Regions from separate parts of the Homo sapiens genome. Here region 1 is linked to region 2. Evidence: chromatin loops called from intact Hi-C (ENCODE). Cell type or tissue: GM12878. All regions are shown on one strand.

Region 1 (8,000 bases), 110 kb after region 2:
TTATTGTAAGCCTCGAAGTTTTGGGGTAATTTATTACCAAGCAATTAGGTAGCCAGAACACGCAGGATACAAAGCTTACTATGAGCAATGATAAATGCTCTGGACAGCCTGTGCACGCTTATAGAATATGTTCTGTGTGTCTTTTGGCTCTGCAGGGACCTGGAAATGACTCAAAGAAATTCTTCCTTTGGAAGAATTAAAAAGTAGAATTTCTAGATTTAAAGCCTAGTTTTTGGAGGTCTACTGTGTGCTTTGCTTCAAGAGGCAAGTTTGTGACAAATGAAGCCCAGCCATTCTAAAAAAATCCAAGCATGTAGATGCCTCAGAGGATGTAGGAAATTAGTCATTAACCACACAAGTTTAGTTCCTGATCCAAAATACTGTGTGCATGTTTTGCAATTTAATCTGGTTGGCACTGGATTTTTGTTTCATTTTGCATTGACTAAACATAAGATACAGGTTGGCCCAGTTGCGTTAGTCATAAAATATATCAAGCCATCTTAGTTAAATAGCTTTTAAAGCTAAGAATTTTCTCTCTGGATAAAATAATCTCATTTAGATAATGTTTCCAGATACCTCCAAGTGAGCGTGAATATCAGTGTTTGAGCAATCCAAATGAAGGAAGTCCTTTTATTTTCATAGCAGCTAAGATAATTTATATCATTAACAAACAGAAGAAGTGAGGAATTCCACTTTCGGTTTTAATTAGAATGTAAAGACTCATTAAATGGAAGGAACTGAAAACCACCATCTTCAACAGGTCATAATGTACCCAATGTAACAAGTAAAATGCCTCGGGAAATTGCAGAGCGAAATTTTCCTGGTGCTCAATATGGTTTAAATTCTAGGGGTTGGATTAAGGAAAATATCTACCTTATTACCTATAATGTCTCCCTACTTATTCTAATCAGATACTTTAGAGAAATTGTTGGAGATCACTTGCCAGAAACATACCTCAAGGTTTCCATCTCACCTCTGAAAAGTGACTTAGAAGAAAAGTGACTTTTGACTCCAGTCAAACTGTTTTCTTCTAAACCCTTGACGTCAACAATTTTTACTTAACATGAAACCTATATATTGCAAACAATTTCTCTTCCTACTTAATGATATTGGGGGATGATATTGGGGGATCTTCCCGATAATACTATGGTAGGACAAGTTGAAAGAAGAAAAACCTCAAAAAGGTATTCTTTGTCACTTCAGTCAGTAGGCAGCATTTGATCCTGAGGTTACAGGGCTGAGAAAATGAAATGGAGAAAATATGTATTGAAGGCTTAGAGGTGGCAGGAACTATTATTATCACATAGAGAACTAAAGCCGAGAGATAGTAACCTGCGCAAGATCATGTAATCAGGAAGGGGTAGGGCCAAACTTTGAACACTGGGGCACCTTTGACTAGGAAGCAGTACTGCTTCTTGGAACAGAGCTTATGAAAAACGGGGCCTAGAAACAGTAGGAAACATTTGAATACACAAGAGTATGGTTACCCCCTATCACATCCAAGGAAAAACAGAGGAATCAGGTAGATCATGAGCTGGTTGTTTTGCATCTTTCTATTCCATTTCTTCTGTATTCACTCATCAATTCTAGCATTTGTCTCTCTATGCCTTGTTAGCCCACTCATCCTCCACTTTCCTAATCACCCTTCCTATAGCCTATGCACTTTGAACACAGAGACCCACCCCACTCCATCCTAGTTGCTAGGAGAACTTAACAAGGTAAGGTATTTCACAATAGAACTGTGTAAATTGTAAAGTGCCATTTAAATGTGAGGTATTATTATTATTTATACTAATTTGATGTTGCGTCCTGTTCTACCACATTGCCTGGAATGGAATCTAATTCTTCTTCTTTTTTTTTTTTTTTTTGAGACAGAGTCTCGATCTGTCACCCAGGCTGGAGTGCAGTGGTGCAATCTCGGCTCACTGCAGCCTCCGCCTCCCTGGTTCAAGTGATTCTCCTGCCTCAGCCTCCTGAGTAGCTGGGATTACAAGCACGCGCCACCACGCCTGGCTAATTTTTGTACTTTTAGTAGAGACGGGGTTTCACCATGTTGGTCAGGCTGGGCTGGAGAGTTTTTTGTTTTTTTTTTTGTGGTAAAACACACTTAACATAAAATGTACTTTTTTTTTTTTTTGAGACAAGGTCTCACCCTGTCACCCAGGTGCAGCAGTGCAGTGACACGATCATGACTCACAGTAGTCTTGATCTCCTGGGCTCAAGGTATCCTCCTGCCTCAGCCTCCTGAGTAGCTGGGACCACAGGCACGCACTACCATGCCTGGCTAATTAAAAAAAAATATGATTATTATCTCTATTTGAGACTGAGTCTTGCTCTGTCACCCAGGCTGGAGTACAGTGGTGCAATCTCGGCTCATTGCAACCCTCTGCTTCCCGGATTCAAGCGATTCTCCTGCCTCAGCCTCCCAAGTAGCTGGGACTACAGGTGCCCGCCACCACGCCCAGCTAATTTTTGTATTTTTAGTAGAAACAGGGTTTCACTATGTTGGCCTGTCTGGTCTCGAACTCCTGACCTTGTGATCCACCTACCTCGGCCTCCCAAAGTGCTGCAATTACAGGTGTGAGACACCTCGCCTCACTATGTTGTCCAGGGTGGTCTTGACTTCCTGGGCTCAAGTGACCCTTCTGCCTCAGCCTCCCAAAGTGTTGTGATTAAAGGCCTGAGCCACCACCCCTACCAACATGTACTATCCTAATCATTTCTTTATAAGGATATAGTTCAGTATCGATAAATATATTCACATTGTTGTGCATCCAATCTCCAGAACATTTTCATCCTGCAAAACGAAAATTGTAAGGCCAGGTGCGGTGGCACATGCCTGTAATTCCAGCACTTTGGGAGGCTGAGGCAGGTGGATCACTTGAGGTCAGGAGTTCAAGACCAGCCTGGCCAATGTGGCAAAACCCTGTCTCTACTAAAAATACAAAAATTAGCTGGGTGTGGTGGCGGGCGCCTGCAATCCCAGCTACTCGGGAGGCTGAGATAGGAGAATCACTTGAACCCAGGAGGTGGAGGTTGCAGTGAGCCGAGATCACGCCACTGTACTCCAGCCTGGGCAACAAGAGCAAGACTCCATCTCAAAAAAAAAACGAAAACAAAAAACAACTAAAACTGTATATCCATTATCCATTAAACACCAACTCTCCATTTTCCCTTCCCCTCAGCTCTTGGTAACCACCTTCTACTTTCTGTCTCTATGAATTTGACTACTCTAGGTACATCATATAAGTGGGATCATACACTATTTATCTTTTTTTGTGACTGGCTTATTTCACTTGTCACAATGTCCTGAAGGTTCATCCATGTTGCAACATGTGTCGAATTGCCTTCCTTTTTCTCTTTCTTTCTTTCTTTCTTTTCTTTTCTTTTCTTTTTTTTTTTTTTTTTTTGAGACAGAGTTTTGTTCTTGTCACCCAGGCCGGAGTGCAATGGCGCAATCTCGGGTCACTGTAACCTCTACCTCCTGGGTTCAAGCGATTCTCCCACCTCAGTCTCCCTAGTAGTTGGGATTACAGGCACCCGGCACCATGCTCGGCTAATTTTTGTATTTTTAGTAGAGACGAGGTTTTGCCATGTTGGCCAAGCTGGTCTTGAACTCCTGACCTCAGGTGATCCGCCCGCCTTGGCCTCCCAAAGTGCTGGGATTACAGGCATGAGCTACTGCGCCCGGCCCCTTCCTTTTTAAGGCTGAATAGTATTCCATTCTATGTATATACCACATTTTGCTTATCCATTTATTCATCCATGGACATTTCAGTTGCTTCCACTTATCCTCAGAGCTTTTTAAAATTAGTGCCACTCCCAGTTCACACAAAAATAAATGATCCCCACCCTTTCTACCCTGCTTCCTACTCTGCACTGCCATTTGTTTGTCAGAGGCTGACCCTCCTCCCTTCTTTCTCCTATGCCTTCCTCCTTGCCTTGAGGATGGTTTCACTCCTATGCCACCCCTCCTTTCTTTTGCATCCATCCCTGTTCCCTGCCAACCAACCCCAACTCTGGGTCTTTTATTTTATTTTATTTTAAAGACAGAGTATCGCTCTGTCACCCAGGCTGGAGTGCAGTGGTGCGATCTCGGCTCACTGCAACCTCTGCCTCCTGGGTTCAAGTGATTCTCCTGCCTCAGCCTCCCGAGTAGCTGGGATTACAGGCGCCCGTCACCACGCCTGGCTAATTTTTGTGTTTTTAGTAGAGACGAGGTTTCACCAGTTTGCTCAGGCTGGTCTCGAACTCCTGGGCTCAAGCTATCCACCTGCCTCGGCTTCCCAAAGTGCAGGGATACAGGCATGAGCTGCCGCGCCCGGCCTGGGTCCTTCATTTTAGACACCAGATGCTAATCCTGGGCTTCTGGAAGACCCTTTCACGTTTCTTTTTCTGCTGGGAAACACATCATACCCTCTTCCAACCACTCACAGATGCTGTCTCCTAAGCCCAAAGGCCCATGTTGCAGTTTAGCTAGGGCCTTTCCAAGTTAGTAAATTCTTCTGGCACGGCCCCCTGCTGCCACCTGCTGGCTGTATCCATCGATGCCGCTATGGGTATTGTTTCCTATTCATGAGACCTGTATGAAGGGAGTTAGTCTTTCCCATCCTATCATCCATCATGGGATAAGAATTTCATCTACCTAAATTTTTTTTCTTTACAGTATTTTCACCTTGTTCTATTTTTTAAAGAAAAGTCCTTTAGCAAATCTGTGTGCAGGTCACAGATGGTCTCACCAGACTTGCCCAAACCTAAAGAAACATCTCTGTATTTGGGCACTGCAATTTGCAAAAGGACAAAAGAGTCAAATGTATATCAGTTCTCATTAGCTCCCTGACAGCAATTATATTACATTCAAATAAGTTGAATTGTGGATAATACATAAAATGCTAAATACCAAGTTTTCTTTGAAACTGGTAAAATATTTCGAAAATCTTTTGAAAACACTTCAAAACCAGACAAGATTTTTGTGTGTGTGTGTGAGACAGGGTCTCACTCTGTCACCCAGGCTGGAGTGCACTGGTGCGATCTCAGTTCACTGCAACCTCCACCTCCCGGGCTCAAGCGATTCTCCCACCTCAGCCTCCTGAGTAGCTGGGACTACAGGCACACGCTACCATGCTCGGCTAAGTTTTTGTATTTTTTGGTAGAGAGGGGGTTTCACCATGTTGGCTAGGCTGGTCTTGAACTCCTGACCTCAAGTGATCCACCTGCCTTGGCCTCCCAAAGTGTTGGGATTACAAGCGTGAGCCACTGTGCCCGGCCCCAGACAAGATTGTTTATTGTTGTTATTTTAAACTTTAATACAGACATAAAAACAAAATCTGTGGAAATACAACAAGAATTACTTTACAGATTCTTTGGCCCTTTTGAAATAAGGAGAGCTAAGAATGAAGAGTCAATTTTGTGTTTATAGATGAAACTAATTTGTGAATGGGCAAAACTGAAAACGCATAAGAGTCCAAGCCTGGGCATTGGAGGGTAAGGCATTAAAATTAAGAATTTCTGACTACATCTTTATTTATTATTGTTTCTTTCACCTTCCCTCCACCCCAGGTTCCTGCTTTGTCTTCTCACTTCACATTGAACTTGTTTCCAGCACATGTACATAAGAGACATCCATCCTGTCATGACCTCTCGTTATAACAGGGGAGGTCAGTGGCACTGGAAATATATATTTTTTAATTTATTTTATCTTTTAAAAAAAATTTTGGCCAAGCTCGGTGGCTCACACCTGTAATCCCGGCACTTTGGGTGGCCAAGGTGGGCAGATCACCTGAAGTAAGGAGTTCAAGACCAGCCTGGCCAACATGGCAAAACCCTGTCTCTACTAAAAATACAAAAATTAGCCAGGCGTGGTGGTGTGTGCCTGTAATCCCAGCTACTTGGGAGGCTGAGGCAAGAGAATCACTTGAACTCGGGAGGCGGAGGCCGCAGTGAGCCGAGATTGCACCACTGCACTGCAGCCTGGATAAGAGAATGAGCCTCTGTCTCAAAAAAAAAAAAAAAAAGTACAGAGATAGGGAGTCTTGCTTTGTTGCCCAGGTTGGTCTTGAACTCCTGGCCTCAAGAGATTCTCTTGCCTTGGCCTTCCAAAGTGCTGAGATTACAGGTGTGAGCCACCACATCTGGCCTGAAAATATTTTTTACAGGGCGCTGTATTATTATTATTATTATTATTATCATTATTATCATTATTTGACACGGAGTCTTGCTCTGTTGCCCAGGCTGGAGTGCAGTGGGGTGATCTCAGCTCATTGCAACCTCTGCCTCCTGGGTTCAAGCAATTATCCTGTCTCAGCCTCCTGAGTAGCTGGGACTACAGGCGCACGCTGCCACACCCAGCTAATTTTTTTGTATTTTAGTAGAGATGGGGTTTCACCATGTTATCCAGGCTGGTCTCGAACTCCTGAGCTCAGGCAATCCACCGGCCTCAGCCTCCCAAAGTGCTGGGATTACAGGTGTGAGCCACTGTGCTGGGCCATGGCAGTGTATTATTTTTAAGGGCAGTGTAAGAGTTGGGAAAAGAGGCTGGGTGCAGTGGCTCATGCCTGTAATCCCAGCTCTTTGGGAGGCCAAGGAGGAAGGATCCCTTGAGGCCAAGAGTTTGAGACCAGCCTGGGCAACATAGCGAGACCCCCGTCTCTACCAAAAATAACAAAGTTAGCTGGGTGTGGTGGTGTGTGCCTGTAGTCCAAGCTCTTTGGGAGGCCAAGGTGAGAGGAGACCCTGAGTCCAGGAGTTTGAGGCAGCAGTGAGCTGTGTTCATGCCACTGCACTCCAGCCTGGGTGACAGAGTGAGACTCTGTCTCAAAAAAAAAAAAAAAGAAAAAAAAATTACATAAAACTTCTATTGCCTGAAGCCTTAGAGCTTTACAGAGACTCTGAATCACATCAAAATTATGAGCGAGGAGTCAACTTACAGACATTGCCTTGAAAGGTGGGAAAGGGAGAAGGTCTTTAATAAATGCTACCTTGAAAATGTCATCATAAGCCAGCATGATGTCTCATGCCTGTAATCCCAGCACTTTGGGAGGCCAAAGCATGCAGATTATTTGAGGTCAGGAGTTTGAGACCAGCCTGGCCAACATGGTGAAACTCCATCTTTATTAAAAATACAACAACAAAAAAATTGGCTGGTGTGGTGGTGCACACCTGTAATCCCAGCTACTCAGGAGGCTGGGCCTCGAGAATTGCTTGAACCCAGGAGGCAGAGGCTGCAGTGAGCCAAGATCGCACCACTGCACTCTATTCTGGGTAACAGAGTGAGACTCTGTCTCAAAAAGAAATAAATAAGGCCAGGCACAGTGGCTCATGCCTGTAATCCCAGCAATTTGGGAGGCTGAGGCAGGTGGATCGCCGGAGGTTGGGAGTTCGAGACCAGCCTGACCAACATGGAGAAACCCCATCTCTACTAAAAATACAGAAAATTAGCCAGGTGTAGTGGCACATGCCTGTAGTCACACCTATTCGGGAAGCTGAGGCAGGAGAATCACTTGAACCCCAGAGTTGGAGGTTGTGGTGAGCCAAGATCATGCCATTGCACTCCCACCTGGGCAACAAGAGCAAAACTCCGTCTCAAAATAAATAAAATAAAATAAAATAAAATAAAATAAAATAAAATAAAATAAATGTCATCATAGATTTGGTTCTTTCAGGTGGAGGGGCCAGGTAGATCAGCCCATGCTTCGTCAGGTGAACTTCTTGTTCTTGCCATAGGAATCTAGCGATGGGTATGTTAACACATGTCAATCCTACCAGGGGGAAAACAGATGCTAATAGGCTGAGTCGTGTAAAACATCTCAAGAAATTCTGTCAAATCCTAATAAAATAAGAGCAATTGTTAATCAAATTCAGTATTACAAAACATTTTAATCTTTGGTCAATTATTTAATAGTGATTTTGAGCACTTACTAACTACTCTGATTTAGCATACATTGTTTCTTTTAATCCTCACAACAATTCTATGAAAGCACCATACTATCATCAGCAGCACC
Region 2 (8,000 bases):
CAAGACCGCTATACAGAAGGCTTCCTTCTGATAAACCCTGGTCTATAAGGTAATGGAGTATACATCAATTAATACAGATCTCTTGCTTATCCTGGAAATTACCCATGCAAGATGTATAATGCTTTTTCATGTGGACTATGTTGCTACCCCAACATTAAATGAAAATGCTTGGACTCAAATTCTAAGACAACAAGATCTTCTTCTTCCCCTGAAGATTCATTAAGCCTCTGGCATCAATCACTGATAAGAGTAAGCACTCAAATATTTGTAGGATATAGCAAAAGAACCACGAAGAACTAAGAATTACCCTTCTGAATACTGAATAAATTAAGCTAAAAGTGAAATCAATCTTATTTTAAGAAAGTAGCAATATCATCCCTAAACCACAGGAAGGATAAGAGACATAGCAAAGAGGAGATGGTGGCTGGATAAATGAGCTGAGTGGGGACGTACAAATCCATTGCACAATCAGTGGCCCATTTCAGCTACAGATGCTAACAGACCCACAAAGGTCACCAGCTGAAAGGCTCAAGTTGAAGATCTGGTTCTTCCTTCTCCTCATCATGGACCAAAAAGCTTTGTAACAAAACAGAGAGCCAGGAATGTTACGGATAATCCAGGAGTTTGGAAGGATTTCTCTCCACAAGGTCAAGACAAGTCAGGGAATCAACAACCATGTCAGGACAAGGATGGCTGAGTGTCCCCAGCTCACCTTCCGTAGCATATCATTCTGCTCTACGCTGTTGATCTTGCCAGGACTGATTTCTCCTTTCAGAGTGTATTCGAAGAACTTTCCGCTGACATTCACTAATAAGGTACTGAAGGCCCTGTCTTCCTGAGTGCAGCTGAGTGATTTGTCACGGCCACTGGTAGCAGGGGTACCATACCTCAGGATCACCCCAACGATGAGCCCTGAAAGAGTGGAAAAAAACTCATCAGGCCTGAGGAAGGATAGAGAAAGTGTGGAAATAATGGCATAGTTGACTTTCAACAACTAAGAAATGCAGCAGTAATCTTAGAAACTGGGCATGGGGTATGTATTTTAGGAGAAACTGCATGGGCCTTCAGGATTGAAAGGGTTAAGCATCCATCTATTCTGGTCCGATTTAAGTTGCTCGGCCACCAGGAGGACAAGGTGGGACAGTACCTTCAGTGGTATTATGACACTGTGAGCACTTTTTTGTTTTTTGAGTGGAGTCTCGCTCTCTCACCCAGGCTGGAGTGCAGTGGCGTGATCTGGGCTCACTGCAACCTCCGCTTCCCAGGTTCAAGCAATTCTCCTGCCTCAGCCTCCCAAGTAGCTGGGACTACAGGCACCCACCACTACACCCGGCTAATTTTTTTTTTTTTTTTTTTTTTGTATTTTTAGTAGAGACAAGGTTTCACTATGTTGGCCAGGCTGGTCTCGAACTCCTGACCTCAAGTGATCTGCTGGCTTCAGCTTCCCAAAGTGCTGGGATTACAGGTGTGAGCCACCACATCCAGCCAGCCCTGTGACCACTTTTAACACCTGAGCATGTCTCATTTCTCAGGCTTCTAGTGGAGGAAGATGGGATGACAAGCAGCAAAGATTTTTCTGGCCAGGACAGCACAAAGCAGAACTGCTGAGCTCTTTCATTTCACTCAGCAGCATCCCTCAAGCCAGTCCTGTTGCCATGTGCCAGCAAGGACCAGCCCACTGGAATTTCCAGTTGCTATAAATGTAACTTGCTTTGCCACACATCAGAGGAAAGGGGAGAAAAAAGAAATTCTTTTGCTTAGGTCATTTGAAACACTGGTATCATGGAGAAGGTAATTACACCCCTTGGGAAGTGAAACACTGCAGTGTACATTTGAGGAGTCAGGATTCAGGGGCTGGAGAGCTGGCTTCTTGGGGCTGTAGCTATGAGATGGCTAAGATCATCAGCTACAAGTATGTAAGTCTCATACCCTTCTTAGTAGGGCTCTCCCATTAGGAAAAATAAAAACAGCAAGATCATGTATAAGCATTCAATTCTGTGAATAAGGAAGGAGTGTGGCTCCCTGGACCTGAACACGAGTCAGACATGCCCAAGTAAAAGTGAGTGAAAGATTAAAAAACAAAAACAAAAAACCAGCCATAAATCACTATCAGACACTTTCTATAATTCTCTAGAAGGAAAATTTCAGACTTCTCTCTAAATTCAGTTCTTTGCTGGCAATATTAAAAGACAGAATGATATATTTGCTTCCTCATCTCATTTTGCCATTAATGGAGAAAGTTGCTGAGAAAAAGAACGATGTTTACTGTCTTCCATGTGTAATGTTCTATAATGTCTCTTATCACCAAGATATATAAGAACTCACAAGACATTGTTGAATAGCAAATAAAATATAAAATCTAGAAAAATATAGTTCTTTGAGCCAAAATCTGCATCTGTGTTGTGTTATTATAATTATTATAGACCCATATTAACAGATACTTGCAGTTTGTTGACTTGTAATAAAACAACTTGATTTTTTTTACAACTTAAAAATGAGTTTCTTAATAATCTCAATCTGACCAGATACGAAACAATTTGAAAACCTTTAAAGGCATATAAGAAAAACCAGACCTTTTATTTTATTTTATTTGTTTTTTGAGACAGAGTCTCACTTTGTCACCCAGGCTGGAGTGCAGTGGTGCAATCTCGGCTTGCTGCAACCTCCGCCTCCCAGGTTCAAGCAATTCTCCTGCCTCAGCCTCCCGAGTAGCTGGGACTACAGGCATGCGCTATCACACCCAGCTAATTTTTGTATTTTTAGTAGAGACGGGGTTTCACCATGTTGGCTAGGCTGGTCTCGAACTATTGACCTCTGGTGATCCACCCACCTCGGCCTCCCAAAGTGCTGGGATTACAGGCGTGAGCCACCATGCCTGGCCCCAGACCTTTTAAAAAACATATTTAAAAAAACATATTTATCATTACCAAAAAGAGATGTCTGTAGGGAAAAGTAATGAAAGCTCCATAACTCAGATAGTGCTAGCTGTCTGGTAAATGGGCCAAAAGCAGTCACTTAAGGTCTTCAGAACCAATCTTTTGTTCAGGTCTTATTGCTGGAATTTATATTCATTTATTCCTGTAGGATGACAAACCAGATGACACTAGAAATGGTTGGCTGGCATTTACTCTGTCCTGCTCTGCTCAGCCTTGGCAACGGACTTCCTAGCTGTCAGTCTCTTTGCCATCTTGTGGTTCAGGGTTTTCTGGGTGTCTGTGCTGGTAACTGAAGTTGGGGGGTGCCTACAATGACATGGCTGCTGGCCTTGGGTGTTCATTACTGTTCTAGGTGAGGAGGGGCCCTGGAGATTCGTGGTCTGTAACCCCAATACGTAATCTGTCTCACTGACCTACCTCTTCTCCTTCACCCTGGTTGTCACCACCCTCCATCACTTGTCTCTGCACAGGAGGGTTAGAACACTCTGGTCAAGAATCATAGGGTCTCTGCAAGGGAGGAGGCATCTTCTGTGTGCTGTAAGGCCTGACGTTTAAGGGAACTCTCCAATCCTTCTTTTCCCCACTCTCATTGTTCTGGTAATTGTGCTGGTGACCGTGTGGAAGACCCCCATGATGCAGATAACATCTATAATGGCTTCAGTCTACTGCATCTGTACTGCCTGGCACTGGAACTCCACCAGGGCCTGCAATCTTTGCTGCCTGTGTACCGTTTTCTCCTTCAACATCGAACTCCACAGCTTCTCCATCCCCTGTACTGCCAGGGTGTTTCCTGGGGGTTATTCTTCTTTATGACAATCTGGCATACAAATACATCTCACCCAGTGTCATTCCTGTGGACGAAACCATATATATTTCTTACACTGAACCATCTTACTGTTCCCAAACTTTCACTGGGATAACCTTCTTGTCCTGTTTGCAGGCTGCCACTCCCTCTGCCTCTGCCCATGGTGTCATGCCAAGTGTCTCAGCCTCACTGCTCATGTTTGCGGTCACAGTAATGGTGACTGGGGCCAGCTGTGGCAGCAGTGGCCCCTTTGCAGGTGTGATGGTAATGAGATTGGTGGCAGTGGAGCTGTTCAGGGCTCTGGGGGGCTCTCTCTCCACTCTAGATGGAACTCTGTGATGCTTTTTAGTCTTATTTCACTCCCTGGTTAGACAGTTATTTTCTGACGAAGTTTTACATGGCAAAGACGACTCTAGCCCTTCAACACTCATCATAATACAGGATGATCTGCAGCATCTGGAGGCAGCTATTTGGAACATGATTTAACTTAAATTGTCATCAGGAAGCCAAAACAAGTCATTTACAGACTATCTTTCTCCTAAAAATCAGAACCTGCTTCATGTAACTCATTGTTTCTTGACTTTTCTAACCTCATTATTAGCAGAGCTAATGGAAAGACTGAAGCATACTAGCAAAGGTCCTCATGAATACTACTCTAACAAGAGAGGGTTTATATTTGTAGACAAATTCCTCAATTAGAGGAAACATTCTTCAACTCTCTTCCAGTAATCATCACTATCATATTTACAATCATCACCAGATGACGAATATTGCTTTTTAAAGTTGTAAAACCTTTTCTTCTCTACCCTGGGCCCAATGCGCTCATATTAAAGATGGAAGGGAGACAGCGAAGGTGGTGATGCTGCCCCCTTGTGGTTAAAATATGGCAACACAAAACACCACAGCAGAGATGTAAGGTTAACACCATCCTGACAGTTTTGACCAAAAATATACCAAGCCACAGGGTACACCACTAACTCAAGGTAGAGTTTGGGTACCTCCCCAGACATTTTAGATTCATATTTATTACCACTATATTCCATGGCATGATATTAAGTTCATATTTGGCGTTTTCCAGTTGAAGAAAGAATAGGATATTAGAACTGCAGGAAGGTAATTAGGTGAGAAAATGATAAAGACTTGGAGAAAACATGAACAGCATATTTTCATCTGCTGGATCTCGGAGACATCCTGACAGGGAACTGTGAAGTGGTCATAGCTACAAGGAATTAAAACATGCACTAGATTTTTTTTTGAAAGCTTCAGAAAGTTCAGTATTCATAAAAAATGATGGAGAGCAACAGAAGCACTAATGATTTGACCAGATTAACAGCCTAGTGTTCTAGATCACAAAGAGAAATAACCTACTGTGTGTTTGGGCCAGGGAAAATAGCACATAAAATGTCAGCTGATAAAGAGACAATCACTGATTTCGTAGGTACATTACTAATGAAAGAATTGTTTTGAACTTTTACAGAAAGCAAATATGGATGAAATTCCTTTGACATTTGATGTGGCTTAAAACAAGATGGTAAACTCCAAAGGGGCAAAAATTCGAGACTGTTTCAACTTGTGGATAGGAAAAAAACTCACTTCACAACTGTACTTGCATATATATAGTTTATGTATGTGCTTATCCAAAACTTGGTAGTATGATGAAGGAATATAATCATGAGAGCAACGTGTGGTTTAAAAATCCCACGGGTTCATTAAAGAAACCAGCTCCCATTGGTCTGGTGCCAGTTTTCCTTTTGTGGCTGAGGCTGTTGGGAGGAGAGCTGAACAAGTGGACATGGTGAGGTTTAATTCTAGACAGCCATCCATCAGCTACAATATTTAAATGTCTATGTTAATAAGCCTTTGTTACGGAGGAGAACAGGTACGTGGGTGCACTGTTCTTTAGTGAGACCTCATTTTTTCTTATGTAAGGTACTGAGGGTAGGTGATCACCTGATCAGTGTGGCCACCACTGTGGAGTTTTTTACAGCACAGTAGGGGTTGTTATGAGTTTTAAAGCTTCATCTGAAATTCCAAGAAAAGAAAGTATCTCATTTTGCATCCAGTTACACAGTGTTTGAAGATGGTGATAACTATTTCTAATTCAATGAATAAAGAGAATCCAATGGATTCCAGCAGTTGACAATGACTTTTCAGGTTTGGGGGTAATTTACATGACTTGGATTTTGAGAGTGAATATTACAGCCCTTTCAATACCTTGTTCTACTTGTTCTGCTACTTATGCAGCTGTGTTATTCGTTGATATATTAGTTTCAAGGAGAATTCATTCAAAATATTTTTGTTCCTTGTTTTGAATATGTGGTGAAACTAAAAAGCAATTTTATTAAGGTACAATTTACATACCATAAGATTCACCCATTTTAGAGTATACTATTCAATGATTTTTAGTATATTCACAGAGTTGCACAATCATCACTGCAATCTGATTTTGAAACATTTCCATCTGCAGTCACTTCCTGCTTCCTACTCCAATTCCCAGGCAACTACTAATCTACCTTCTGTACTATAGATTTGCCGTTTCTGGACTTTTAATATAAATGGTGTCATACAATATGTAGCCTCTTGTGTCTGGCTTCTTTCACTTAGTATGTTTTCAAGGTTTATCTATGTTGGAGGCATGTATCAGTACTTCATTCCTTTTTATTGCCAAATAGTATTCCACTGTACCAGTGTATCATATTTTATTTGTCCATTAACTAATCAATAAATATTTGAGTTGTTTCCCTTTTTTGTTAATGTGAATAACGCTGCTATGAACATTTGCATACAAGTCTGTGGACATGTTTTCATTTCCCTAGAGTAGATACCTAGGAGTGGAACTGCTGTGTCATATGATAAATCTATGTTTAATATTTTAGAAACTGCCAAACTACATTGGGAAAAATGTATTGTTTTACATTCTCGCCAGCAACACATGAGAGTTACAGTTTGTTGGCCGGGCGCAGTGGCTCACACCTGTAATCCCAGCACTTTGGGAGGCCGAGGCGGGCAGATCACCTGAGATCAGGAGCTCGAGACCAGCCTGACCAACATGGAGAAACCCCATCTCTACTAAAAATACAAAATTAGCTGGACGTTGTGGCACATGCCTGTAATCCTAGCTACTCAGGAGGCTGAGGCAGGAGAATCGCTTGAACCTGGGAGGTGGAGGTTACGGTGAGCCAAGATCGTGCCATTGCACTCTAGCCTGGGCAACAAGAGCGAAACTCCGCCTCAAAAAAAAAAAAAAAAAAAGAGTTATAGTTTGTTTACAGGCACAGCAGCACTTGTTATTGTCTTATGATCATACCTGTTTTAGAGAATGTTCAGAGGTATCTCATTGTAGTTTTAATGTGCATTTCCCTAATGCCTAAAGATGCTGAGCATCTTTTTATGTGCTTATAGGCCATTGTATATCTTCTTTGGTGAAATGTCTCGTCATTCAAATCTCTTGCCATATTTTAACTCAGGTTCTCTTATTGAATGGTAAAAAAAAAACCCAAACTTTTTGTTTTCTGGATAGAAGTCCCTTATTGAAAATACAATTTGAAAATATTTTCCCCAAATCTATGACCTATATTTTTCCTTTCTTTTTTAAAATTTCTCTGATGTTGTCTTAAAATTTTTTTTTTGCTTTATTGTTATACAATGAATTATTTTTTCTTTTGGTGTACAGTTCTATGAATTTTAACACACATATAGATTCATGTAAGCACCACTGCAACAAGGATACCAAATAGTTCTACCACTCCCCCAAAACTCTCTTGTACTATCTCTTCACACTGATACCTTCATCCTACATATTAACCCCAGCAACCACTGCTTTTTGTTTTGTTTTGTTTTGTTTTGTTTTTTCCATTAATACAGTTTTGTCTTTGCAAGGTTAAATACATGGAACCATGCAGTATGTAACCTTTTGAGACTGGCTTCTCTCACTCAGCGTAACACCTTTGAGGTTCATCCAAGTATTGTGTGAATTAACACTTCATCTCATTTTACTGCTAAGTTGTATTCCATTGTATAAACACTCACCTACTGAGGGATATCTGGCTTCTTTCCAGCTTTTGGCTGGCACAAATAAAGCTGCCATGAACACCCATGAACAAGTTTTTATATGAACATGTTTTCATTTCTCTAAGGTAAATACCCAGAGTGGGACTGCTCGGTCATATGTGCAGCATATCTTTAACTTTATGAGAAACTGCAAGCCATTTCTCAAAGTAATTATGCCTTTTTTTTTTTTCAGTTCTTTTTTTTTTTGT

The links. A loop is a pair of places that touch in the nucleus more often than their neighbours do. Peaks named below come from ENCODE experiments on the same cell type or tissue, not always from the same donor. Only the 100,000 strongest peaks of a DNase experiment are listed, where the experiment ranks them.
Region 1: it touches region 2 in a loop (6-fold over the local background); 7 of 110 quality-filtered maps call a loop at or near these places.

The regions. Positions count from the first base shown.
Region 1 is chrX:46,792,260-46,800,259 of GRCh38, forward strand. No RefSeq gene overlaps it. Among named protein-coding and RNA genes, the nearest start is that of SLC9A7, 37 kb to the left of the region's middle. RefSeq lists enhancers at 4,435-4,484, 4,575-4,624. In GM12878, a CTCF peak has its summit at 4,525 (motif pointing left); DNase peaks (open chromatin) are centred at 382 and 4,501; H3K4me3 peaks cover 544 bases; H3K27ac peaks cover 1,485 bases.
Region 2 is chrX:46,681,624-46,689,623 of GRCh38, forward strand. SLC9A7 (solute carrier family 9 member A7) reads right to left here. Exons shown (of 17, transcript NM_001257291.2): 2 at 713-912. It also overlaps the pseudogene YBX1P8. Among named protein-coding and RNA genes, the nearest start is that of SLC9A7, 73 kb to the right of the region's middle. In GM12878, a CTCF peak has its summit at 4,604 (motif pointing left); a DNase peak (open chromatin) is centred at 4,638; H3K27ac peaks cover 1,147 bases.